Regions from separate parts of the Homo sapiens genome. Here region 1 is linked to region 2. A link is a loop called in an ENCODE intact Hi-C map of the cell type or tissue named here. Cell type or tissue: CD4-positive, alpha-beta T cell. All regions are shown on one strand. Links, peaks and the distances in the headings refer to the core of each region. The heading gives the core; the rest is flanking DNA.

Region 1 (5,371 bases), core at 77-5,076, 2.0 Mb before region 2:
TATAAAGAAAAGAGCTTTATTTGGCTCATGGTTCTGCAGGCTGTACAAGCATGGCGTTAACATCTGCTCAGTTTCTGTTGAGGCCTCAGGAAGCTTACAATCATGGCGGAAGGCAAGGGAGGAGCAGGCATTTCACACGGCGAGAGAGGGAGCAAGAGAGAGAGGAGGAGATGCCAGGCTTCTTTAAACGATCTGCTCTCTTGTGAAAGAGCTCACTCGTTACTGTGAGGATGGCACTAAGCCATTCATGAGGGATTTGCTCCCACGACTCAAACACCTACTACCAGGTCCCACCTCCCACATTAAGGATTACATTTCAACATGAGATTTGGAGGAGACAAATATCCAAATTATATCAGCTACATCAAGAATGTTCTCTTTGTACTTAGGTACAAAGGTTGTGGCACTGTCCCTAGAAGGCACTACTAATGTTCTGGGCACCTGGTGTGATAGAACAGGCCAGTGCTCCAAGCAGGCAGAGAGTACCAGAGGTGACTGTTGGTAGGGGTGGGAGGTGGACCTAATACTCATGTGTGTGTGTGTGTGTGTGTGTGTGTATTATGTGTGCATATGTGAGTGTGTGCACATGTATGTGTGGTGATTCAGGTAGTGGAGAGTGGCTAGATCTGTCAGTGGTGTCACCACATGGGTGATGAATGAGGTTGTATCCCAGGTGCTGGGGTCAGATCAGAAGTTGGATACCAGGAGAAGCTTGCAGCAGATGGGACCAGAGGCTGAGTGTTAACTCCTTCCAAGGGGAGCTCCAAGTGTACACAGGAGTGTGCAGCCAGAAAGCTGCTATGGGATGGGAAGGCATAAGGCAAAGAACAAGGCAGCCAGGCACATGTGCAGGGTTTCCAGGGCAGGTGCCCTACGCAAGACTGGGTTGCCTGGTGCTCCCCTTGCTGCATAAAGTAGGATGGACCAGCCTGGGCCACCCAGGACGAGGGTGTGTGTCCTGCGATAGGTTCTTCTAAGGACCTGGTGTTAGTTATGTGAACATTCACATTGGGAGACTATTGGCTCCTTTGATCCTCAAGTCACCATATACACGTGGGCCCAGTGTGAGTAGGTATTGCTATTGGCCTCACGGGAGAGAGGGTGATACTGACATGTACAAGGCGTGGCTAGTGACAGTGAAGAGCTTACAATTCACTGAATTTATTAAAAAACACACAGCGTGCTTTTATTAAGTCCCCACTGAGTAGGCATGGGACTCTACTACAAGGCAGAATTTGCTAATTCTAATACAAGGGGATGATGGGAAGCACAGAAGAGGGAGGGATTAGTTCCTGCTGGGGAACTGGAGAAGACTTCATGGAGGAAGCTGCAGCGAAGATGAATCTTAAAGGAGGGTGATGGTTGGAAAGGCATTCCTGCTAGAGGAAACAACACTGCTAAAAGCATGGTGCTGGGGTCAGATCAGGAGTTGGATACCAGAAGAAGCTTGCAGCAGATGGGACTAGAGGCTGAGTGTTAACCCCATCCAAGGGGAGTTTAGGAAGATGCTGGGTGAATGATGTGATGTTTCATTTGGCTCATTTGGCTCAAGGGTGGGCTCCCTATGCCAGAGCAGAAGGAGACAGTGCTAGGAAGGTAGCTCAGGCGTGGCTCTAGGAGCCCCTGCAATCAGACTTCACCAATAAGTATTCATATATCATTTGCCAGGTACTAAGAATGTGAGGATAACAATTTTTGCCCTCGCTGGGCTTGCAGACAGTAGTGGCAGCAGTTTATAGGAGGTGAGAGCGCACAGAAAGAAATGCCTAATTTGGGGGAGATAATGGAGTCTTTACAAAGAGGTAACATGTCCACACTGACTTTGAACTAACAGGAACTAGCAGGTTGCCAGGCAGGTGGTGAGATGAAGGTGGTGGTGGACTAGGGCGTCGAAGGTGTTTCAGGTGGAAGAAGCCACGTGACAAAGGTGGGGTCACGGAAGGATGCTGAGCGTGTTTGGGAAACCTCGATCAGGAAACATGTACTGAGAGTCTGCTATGTGCCAAGCCCCATTCTGCATTCTGAGGCCATGGAGAATGAGTCAGACAGGGAGGGCCCTGCTCTCATTCTAGTTGGGAAGGGAAGGGAAGGCAGACAATGAGAAAATAAACAAATAAAGATGAGGACATGATTTTCAGAATGGGAGAAGCCCTAAAAGTAGAAAGAATGGCACTGTGGAGAGTACCTGGGGCAGAGGGCTGGAGGGAGGGCTGAGTACAAGTGCCTGGGATAGACAGACCTGGGCTGGGCTCACACAGCCAGATGGTGGTGTGTGAGCCGGGAGCCCCTAGGGCAAGGGTGCTAAGCCCAGTAGTCACCCTTTCACTGGACCAGAGCTCTCCAAAGGTGGAGCAGAGAACACCTCTGAAAGCAGAATCTACAGGCAGACAGGAGCTGATCCTGCCTGTTGCACACCCTGTCTGCCCGCCCTGCCCCAGAGAATCCCCTTATTCATTTTCAAGCCCTTCCTTTTTCCCTTCCAGAGAAGGGTCTTAGGTACTCAGACCTTCAGGGGAAGGTACAGGCAGTGACTGGGGTGGGTGGTCCATTCTTGGGGACAAGGCAGGTCATCCTGCTGAATGTGTGTCTCTGCGATGTGCCCTTTGGGAAAAGGAGGAACAAGGACAGCAGGATGGCTGCAGGCACCTGACCAAGACCTGTTTTTGGATTATTTCCCTTGTCTTTCACTCTCTGGGCACAAGAGGGCAGCCAAGTCTTGAGCTTGGGGGCTGCAGGGCCAGTGGGGTGGGAGGGCTCTTCCCTCCTTTGCTTGTCCCCGGCCTGCTCATTTGCCGGCAGCCTGCACTCCTGTTCTCCCAGATCCTGACCACTGAATGAGGGAACCAGGAAGAGGAAGGCCGCAGCCAGCGCAGAGTGCCCTGACCTCCACCCGGCCATGTATTCTACATGTTGCCTCACCTCCACCACAGAAGCTGAGGCCCAGGAAAGCCAACCCAGACCTGCTGGCCCAGGGTCCCACTAGGGACGTAGGCTAGCCCATATGCTGCCTGGATGACAGACCGAGGGAGGGGCACACTAGCTGGCCTCTGGAGGAGAATTCTTCCAGCCTCTCTCTGCTGTAGTAAAAACCTCCTTAAAACCCACGAAGCTGGGGCAGTAGGACCAATTGCAGCAGATGGGGCACAATTAGCTCACTAGATCCGTTCAATGGCTATTAAGGCCAATCCGTGCGTTAGGGCCCATGCAAGTGGGAGGAATACAAAGATGAATGGGATTCAGGCTCTTCCAAAAAGCTTACCTTCTAGTGGACAAGTGGCCATTGGAGCATAATGTGGCAAGTTTAGTGAGAGAGAGATGTTCAGAGCACTGGGGAGTATAGAGGAGGTCCATTAACCTAGCCCTGGGGGTATGGTGGAGGGAGGTCAATGAAGTCTTCCTGGAATTCATGCCCAAGCTGACTATTAAAGATAAAAGAATTTAGACAAGCAAAGGGAGGGAGGGCTTTTCAGGCAAAGGGTCAGACAGTGTGAGCAAGAAATCAAAGTCAAGACACAACATGAGAGGGATTAGAAGTTCCAGTGTGTTTGAGAAAGTTCCAGTTTGGCACTGTTTACTGTTGCAACCATTTTAATAGATACACACTCCATGAGCTGGCTCTTGTCTCCCTCTTCAGCCAGTTGAAAGGGCTTCTTGAACAGGTTTGCACATTTCCACAGGGGCTTTGGAGAACTGAGTTTTTCTAGGCTAGGGACTACAGGATTAGGGGAAATTGGATGCCAAAAAAGAGAATTAGAGGCAGGGAAATTAGCTTTCTGGCAGGCCTTTTTCTCTGGGGGAATGTCTTCTTCACTGTGCCTGAACAAGTGACTCCTGTGCGAACTAGAGACTGATGAGGAAATTGACAAAGGAAGGTAAAGTGACTAAAGACTTCTGTGCCTGAAATGAAGTACACTCAAGAGGAATCCAGAGGTTAAGATCATAAACCCCAGCCTGGGCAATGTAGTGAGATCTCCACTCTACTAGAAATTAAAAACGCCAGGCATGGTGGCATGCACCTGAAGTCCCAGCTACTCAGGAGCCTGAGATGGGAGGATCGCTTGAGCCCAGGAGGTCAAGGCTGCAATGAGTTGTGATTGCACCACTGCACTCCAGCCTGGGCCACAGAGTGAGACCCTGTCTCAACAAACGAACAAACAAATACCCCAAAATTGTAAACAAATACAAAAACAATAAAAAAATTAGATTCCTGCTTGATAATTAGATTCCTGCCAAAGTGATCAGGTGGACAGACTGGAAGAAATATTTACAGTGAATAAAACCAACAGGGGACAGATATTTTCTAGAATATACAAGGAACTACTGCAAATCAACAATAGGAAAAAGTCTAAAGACAAAAAGGAGCAAGAATATGACCAGGAAATGTATAGAAGAGGAAACTCCAAAAGCTAGCAAGCATTTTGTGACAGAGATTGTCTAACTCCTCCCCAATTTGCATGTCCTTTTTTCAGCACACATCCAGGCTGTATTTCACAGCCCCCTTGCCTCAGGCCATGTGATGGAATTCTGACCCAAAGAATATTAACAGATTAATGTATGGCACTACTTAGGCTGTGTCCTCAAAACCCTCGCATTCCAATCTCCTCCGAGAGCTCTCTCCCCTCCTCTGAGGGCTAGATGAAGAGAATCCAATGGAAGGCTCTGGGGCCTTAGAGCCACACAATGGAAGAAGTCTGAGTGCCGAAAGGACCACTGGGGGAGTACCCTTCCCTTGCCTGCCATCATGGTCTGTGATGTGAAAACAAACATTTATTTTGTTAAGCCACTGAGGTTTGAGGTCTGTTACATCACTTAGCTTATCTCACTGATACTGATATGCATGTTTAGAAGTGCTCAAACTCATCAGAGAAAGTGTACAACTTCACTTATTCTCATTAGACTAGCAAAAATTAGTATAGCAGATCATTCTAAAAATTGATGGTAGGGATGGGAGTGGGTGTGCCGATACAGGGAACCTCATGCACTGCTGATGGGGGTGTAGACTGGTATAGCCTTGCTGGGGGCAATCTGGTGGTTCTTACTCAAATTAAATATGTGGATACCTTAGGATTCACCAGTTCTACTACTGGGAATGCCCCCCATAGGAATTCTCACACAGGTCTCTATATGAAGGAGACATGGATGTCTCTGGAATCATTGTGTTGGGGAGTTGGAAACAATCTGGGTATCTGCTCCTGGGGGTGTGGATAAATAAATGAGGGGTGCAAATCATGAAGAACGATGCAGTGGCATGAAGCAGTGGGTCACATACACACGTAATGTGATAGGGCTTTAATGCATAGTGAAAATGATGCAAATACAAATATATGCATACACAGCAGCAGCACACATTTTACCAAAATGCACATAAAGA
Region 2 (5,371 bases), core at 244-5,243:
CAGAGCTGCTAGATCAGTGCAGCCACTAGTAAGCTGTCAAATCAAATTTTCAAAAGCAAATTGCTTTTATAATTAATTATTATTACCGCTCCCAGTTTTGTGTTGCCTTAATGAACACAATCAGGTTTCACCCTCTGCTTCTCCCCCACACGCACTCAGCACCCCCTCACTTTCCCAGACCCACCTCCCACCTCTCCAATCCAAGTTGGGCAAATGGAAAAGGAAAGAAGAAAAGCAGACACGTTCTGAGCCCCCTCCCCAACCCCCCCGTAGCCACCTCCTTGCTCACACCCTCACCTTCAGAGTGAGTAATTAAAGTTCTGCTGCCTGTTACGGAATAAATGGTACATGTTTTAATTACCCCTGAGCCTACCCAGGCATCCCCACACCCCCGCCCAAGTCTGTGAGTCTATGTGGTTTTGAGGGGGACAGTTGAGAGAGAGAAAGAGAGAGAGAGAGAGAGAGAGAAAGTGCTTCTGTGATGGTGACAGCGGTCTGTCACCCAGGGCCTGGCATTCACTGGGGAACTGTCAGTTACTAAGGAAACTAGGAGGGAGAAAGGAAGGGAGAGAGGCGGTTAGATCCAATTTTGGGTGACAAGTGTGAGGCATAAAGATTTTGGCCTCCTCTGTGCATCCCAGCCTAAGTGAAATCTCTGGGGGTGGGCAGGGGGTGGGCCAGGGAACAGGCAACACCAGGAGGCCACGCCCTTCTTAGGAACCTAAGGCAGGTCAGAGGGAGAGAGACGCTAAGGCAAGATCAGCACAGGACCAGGACGGTGACCAGAGCAGGGGTGTGTGTGTGTGTGTGTGTTCGCATGCACACAGCTGTTCACACCCATGTTTGTGTGTGCCTGCCTCTACATTCATCCTTTCTGTCTTTTGGGTATTTTCTGTTATTTTCCTTTCGTTTTCCTCCTTCCTCAGTTTGTAATGTATTTAATTTCCATCCTTCCCCCACTCTGATTTTTTTGGTTATTCTATTCTGTGTCTTCTTCCTTTCTCTTTCTGTCTCTTTTCTCTCTCTCTCTCCCTCCCTCCCTCTCTCTGTCTCCCACACACACACTCTTCTTCTCTGTCTTCCTCTCTTCCTCTGCATCCGTCTACTATCTTTTTCTCTGTCTGTTCCCAGACCACTCCCCTCCCCAGCATGGCGCTCTCTGTTTTCCCTCTTCTCTGTCTCTCCCAGTCTCTGGTCCAGACCTGTCCTGGTGGATCTGCAAGGGTGAGAGACCCTGGGGACCATCTGAGCCTTTGTACCCTAACCTGACTCCGCATCCAGGCCTGGCTTGATCCTCCTGACCCAAGAACACACAGAAGCCTGGGAGGAAGGGTCTGAGTGAGTGCTGACATGGAGCCTCAAAGTTGAGTTCTCGAAATCGGATGCCATTGGAATGGGTGGGACAGAGCGCACTGCACAAAAAAGTCATCAGTATTTCTGGAACAAGAGCAGAGAGCAGATCTCTCAACCAAGACAGAGTGGGGAGGACAGGGGGCAGGCTGGGAACCAGTGCACCAAGGAGGGCACACAGGCAGGTGAGGGAGACAGGGAGAAGGGCCCAGGGCTGACTTCTGGGGCTTTTGACTTTCACAAAGGGCACGAAGACATCACAGAAAGAAGCATGTGAGTCACCAGTTCTGACTCAGGCCCTGGCTGGCTAGTGACAGGACAGGGCATTCCAGATGTCACTCAGGAACCCCAAGAGGACTCCAGGCCTGGGGAGAGCTCCTGCTGCCTGAGACAAAGAAGCGCCCAGCAGAGGCAGGGACCTCCCACTTTCTTCCCCAGGACCTGAGGCCTTCACACTTGCTCCCAGGGAGCCCCGCGGGACGTGGCCAGCCTCACTTTCACTTGCCACCATGTCTGTCTTTCACCCCTCACTCTCATCTCTTCTCCTTGGCACTCTATTGACCAGGGCCTGGGTCTTTTCCTGTTCTGCTCCTGGGGAAGACAGGGCCCTGGGCTCGACTGTGGCCTGAGCCCTGGCTCCTGGGGCCCCTCGGGGACAGCCCAGGGTGCTGGAGGGACAGTGCCGCAGCCGTGCTCGTCAGGGGTGCGAGAGGATGACGCTCAGGCTGCCCTGCCGCCAGTGGGCCTCCCAAGCGGCCCTGCCCACAGCAGGGATAGTCTAGGTGGTGGGTGTGGAGCCGACACCACAATCAAGCGTTCACCATGCCTAAAACCAGGGCCAGCTGGGTGGGAGTCACCTTTCTGTGCAGAACCAGGGTCCTTGGGATGCCTCCAAAGATATCATCAGGCCCCTCTCGGTGTCCCCAGCCCTCCACCCAGTCCAGCCAACCGCGCACACACCAAACCCCGAGGAGGCAACTCAGCCCTCCCTCCTCCAGGGGGCGCACTCTGGCCCACACCGACAGCGGCCTGGAGGCACTTCTAGGAAATCAAGGTGCCCTTGGAGACAGAATCCCAGCAGGAGCCCCACGCCGAGTGGGAGAGACCTCCGCCCTGCTTCTGAAGCCGCAGGCGCTGGCCTCAATAATCCCCCAGCCGCGGGCCGATTTGGCATCCTCCGACCCCTGCGGCCACTGCCAGGTAAGTGCTCCTGCCAATGCATCAGTGTAGAGCAAGCCTGCCACCTGGTGGTGAGGCCACCCAACTACAGGCTGGGGCTCTTGAGGGCCATGCTGTCCCGCGCCGAGGGCCCCACACCCGGGTGCCCGCTGGCTCCCGCAGAGCAGACCCTGAAGGCGCGGAGCCCTGCCCAGGGCCCTTCTAGGCACTGCTGAGTTTGTGAGGGCAGAAAAGCAGAAGGTAGGGGTGGGTCGAGTTCAAGGGCTGAGGCAGAAGACCCCCGGGGAGGGCCTGATCCGAGGGATTTGGGAAAGAAGAGATTCGGTCTCCCAAGGGGCTCACACGCCCCTTCCCTGGGCATCTATCAGGAAGCAGCAGCTTGGGGCCATGGAGAGGCCTAAAGCCTGCATTCCACTCCTGGCCCCACCACCGGCCACAGTGGGGCTGTGCACACCGCTCCTACCGCAGGAGTAGGGCGGACTGACAGGAAGATGAGTCCCTGCGCCCGGAGCTCACCAGAGCCCGGATAAGCCGAAGTCGGCAAATGGATGGGACAGGCAAGTGTACTGGGGCAGGAAGGGCCTTTGGGATCTTCTCATTTAACAGAGGCTGCATCATGAGTTCCGTGGGACCCTTAGCACCTTCGTCTTCATGGGCCTCTTCCTCCACGCACACAAATTCATATTTAAATCCTATTTTATGGCCAAGCAAGGTGGCTCACGCCTGCAATCCCAGCACCCCAGCACTTTGGGAGGCAGAGGTGGGAGGATGGCTTGAGCCTGGGAGGCAGAGATTGCAGTGAGCCGAGATCATGCCACTGCACTCCAGCCTGGAAAACAGAGCAGAACTCTTATCTCTCTCTCTCTCTCTCTCTCTCTCTCTCTCTCTCTCTCTATATATATATATATATATATATATATATATTTATATATTTATATAATTTATACATTTATATAAATATATGTATATAATGACTGCTTTGGTATCAAGATGAATGTATTAATATTATATATTAAAAATATTTTCCTCAACCAAAAAGCGTATTCTTTCTCTTCTGACTTTAAAAGAAATTAAAACATTTTTGCATGCCTGCTGTGCTCATGGATAAGTGGGCCCTGAATCCCACCTCCTCCTGTTGCAGATGAGGAAACTGAAGCCCAGAGACAGGAAGAGACTGTTCAATGTCACACAGGGGCTGTGGCAGGGCTGGGGCCAGAACAAGTCTTCAGGCTTCCAGGCTAGGGCTCTTTCCATTACCCATTTAACCTTTTTCAAGAGGTGGAAAAATCCCTGCCACCTGCTGCTCAGGCCCAGGAAGAGCCCCCTCATCTAGCCCACCCATGCCCTGGAAACTCTGGCTGGGATCTGCTATTCCGCCCTCCCTGGTGGCAGCCTTCCCTCCCCCAGCCCTGGCCCTGCAGCCAAGTCACCACCACCACCGAAGCTCTTTGGCCTGCTGTCTTGTTAATTCCTAATTTCCAATTTGCAAGAAGAGAGAGCCTTAAACCTCCATCTCACCAGCCCAGCAATCACACAGATGATCCAAGTATCTCTGGACAGCCTTTAATTTATTTCCCAGTGCACGCGGGCACTGCTGAGAGACTTGATGGCACCAGCTTAAACATAATAAATTACTCAAGTACCAGAGATTAGTTAATAAAGCTCCAGGCTCCCTCCCAGCCCCTGCTGACTTGGTCTGTGACACCAAAGATTCCTTTGAAGATACCCAACTGGAGGGGTGGGGGGTTCTGAAGTGGGGGTCCCCAGGTCTGAGTCAGCTAGCCAGCCCTCCTCAGGACCCTTGAAGCCAGGCAGAAGTTGTGCCGGGGCTGGAGAGGCAGGGACCCCAGAAATCCACAGGGTGGACTCCAGCATTTTCTACTCCACATCTCAACATATCAGTGGAAGTCATAATCTAATGGTAAATCTGATCCTGGCATGAGCACAGCTTGGAAGACGAGGAGTCAGATGTGTGCCCAAGAATGAAGAAAGATGCTGGTTACTTTTGGAGCCAAGCAAAGGGAACAGAGATGCTTTTTCATGGAGACACAAAGGATCAGGATAGTCTCTAAGCATCTGAAGGCTGATCCCTGCCCCTCAGTCCTATGACCTTCCAGGTGTGTCTTCACAGGGCGTCATGTTGTCCACATACCATCCCCTCACCCCAGTGCCTTTGGCCCTGGCCTGACAACAGTCGCGCCTCACCCAGTCGCGCCTCACCCACACCTGCACAGTCCCCACCCTCCCCCATCAGAACTGTCTATAAAACTCACATCTAACCATATTGCTTTTCTGACTACAAATTCCTGATGTTCTGCTGTTGCCTGCCTAATAAAATGTGGTGCCAGAACCTGGACTTCGTCGTCTTCCTCTAGCGGTAATGAAAATAGGGAATTGGAAAAGATATTTGAAGGAAAGGGTGTAGCTTGCCTCCTGGGGAGCCTCAAAAGAGAAGATTCTCATCTGCTTGGATGGCTCAGCAGATTCCTGAGTGAGATGAAGAAATGGACAAGACAAACTCAGAATTCAGTCCTAGTCTGTGATACTGGAAAAACAGCCTTGGCAGGGGTCAAAGAAAGGCATAGAGAAAGGATGTCTGGAAAATGGTAGGAGTTGAGCGGTTCCCTGAGCTCCCCCAGGAACCCCATCCTCCCTAAGAACCTCAGCCGCTGGCCTCACACCAGTGCCCCAAGTCTAATGGTCTCAAGGAAGATAAACCCAATAGCTTTTGTTCTGACACCAAAGCCAGAGCTCCTGGCGCCCAGGCCCCTGACCACTCCTAGCCCCCACATACGCTGCTGAAACCAAAGTCAGACTTGTGAGCAGGGAGCTGGACTTCTTC

Evidence for each region. Peaks named below come from ENCODE experiments on the same cell type or tissue, not always from the same donor. Only the 100,000 strongest peaks of a DNase experiment are listed, where the experiment ranks them.
Region 1: a loop joins it to region 2, with 24 times the contacts of the local background. A loop is called at or near these places in 2 of 110 quality-filtered maps.

What each region holds. Positions count from the first base shown.
Region 1 is chr11:114,278,083-114,283,453 of GRCh38, forward strand. It overlaps a transcript of NNMT not described here. Among named protein-coding and RNA genes, the nearest start is that of NNMT, 16 kb to the right of the region's middle. In CD4-positive, alpha-beta T cell, for the core only: a CTCF peak has its summit at 2,818; a DNase peak (open chromatin) is centred at 2,719.
Region 2 is chr11:116,274,177-116,279,547 of GRCh38, forward strand. No RefSeq gene overlaps it. Among named protein-coding and RNA genes, the nearest start is that of LINC02151, 220 kb to the right of the region's middle. RefSeq lists an enhancer at 1,439-2,389. In CD4-positive, alpha-beta T cell, for the core only: CTCF peaks have their summits at 2,463 and 2,665; a DNase peak (open chromatin) is centred at 2,595; H3K4me3 peaks cover 348 bases.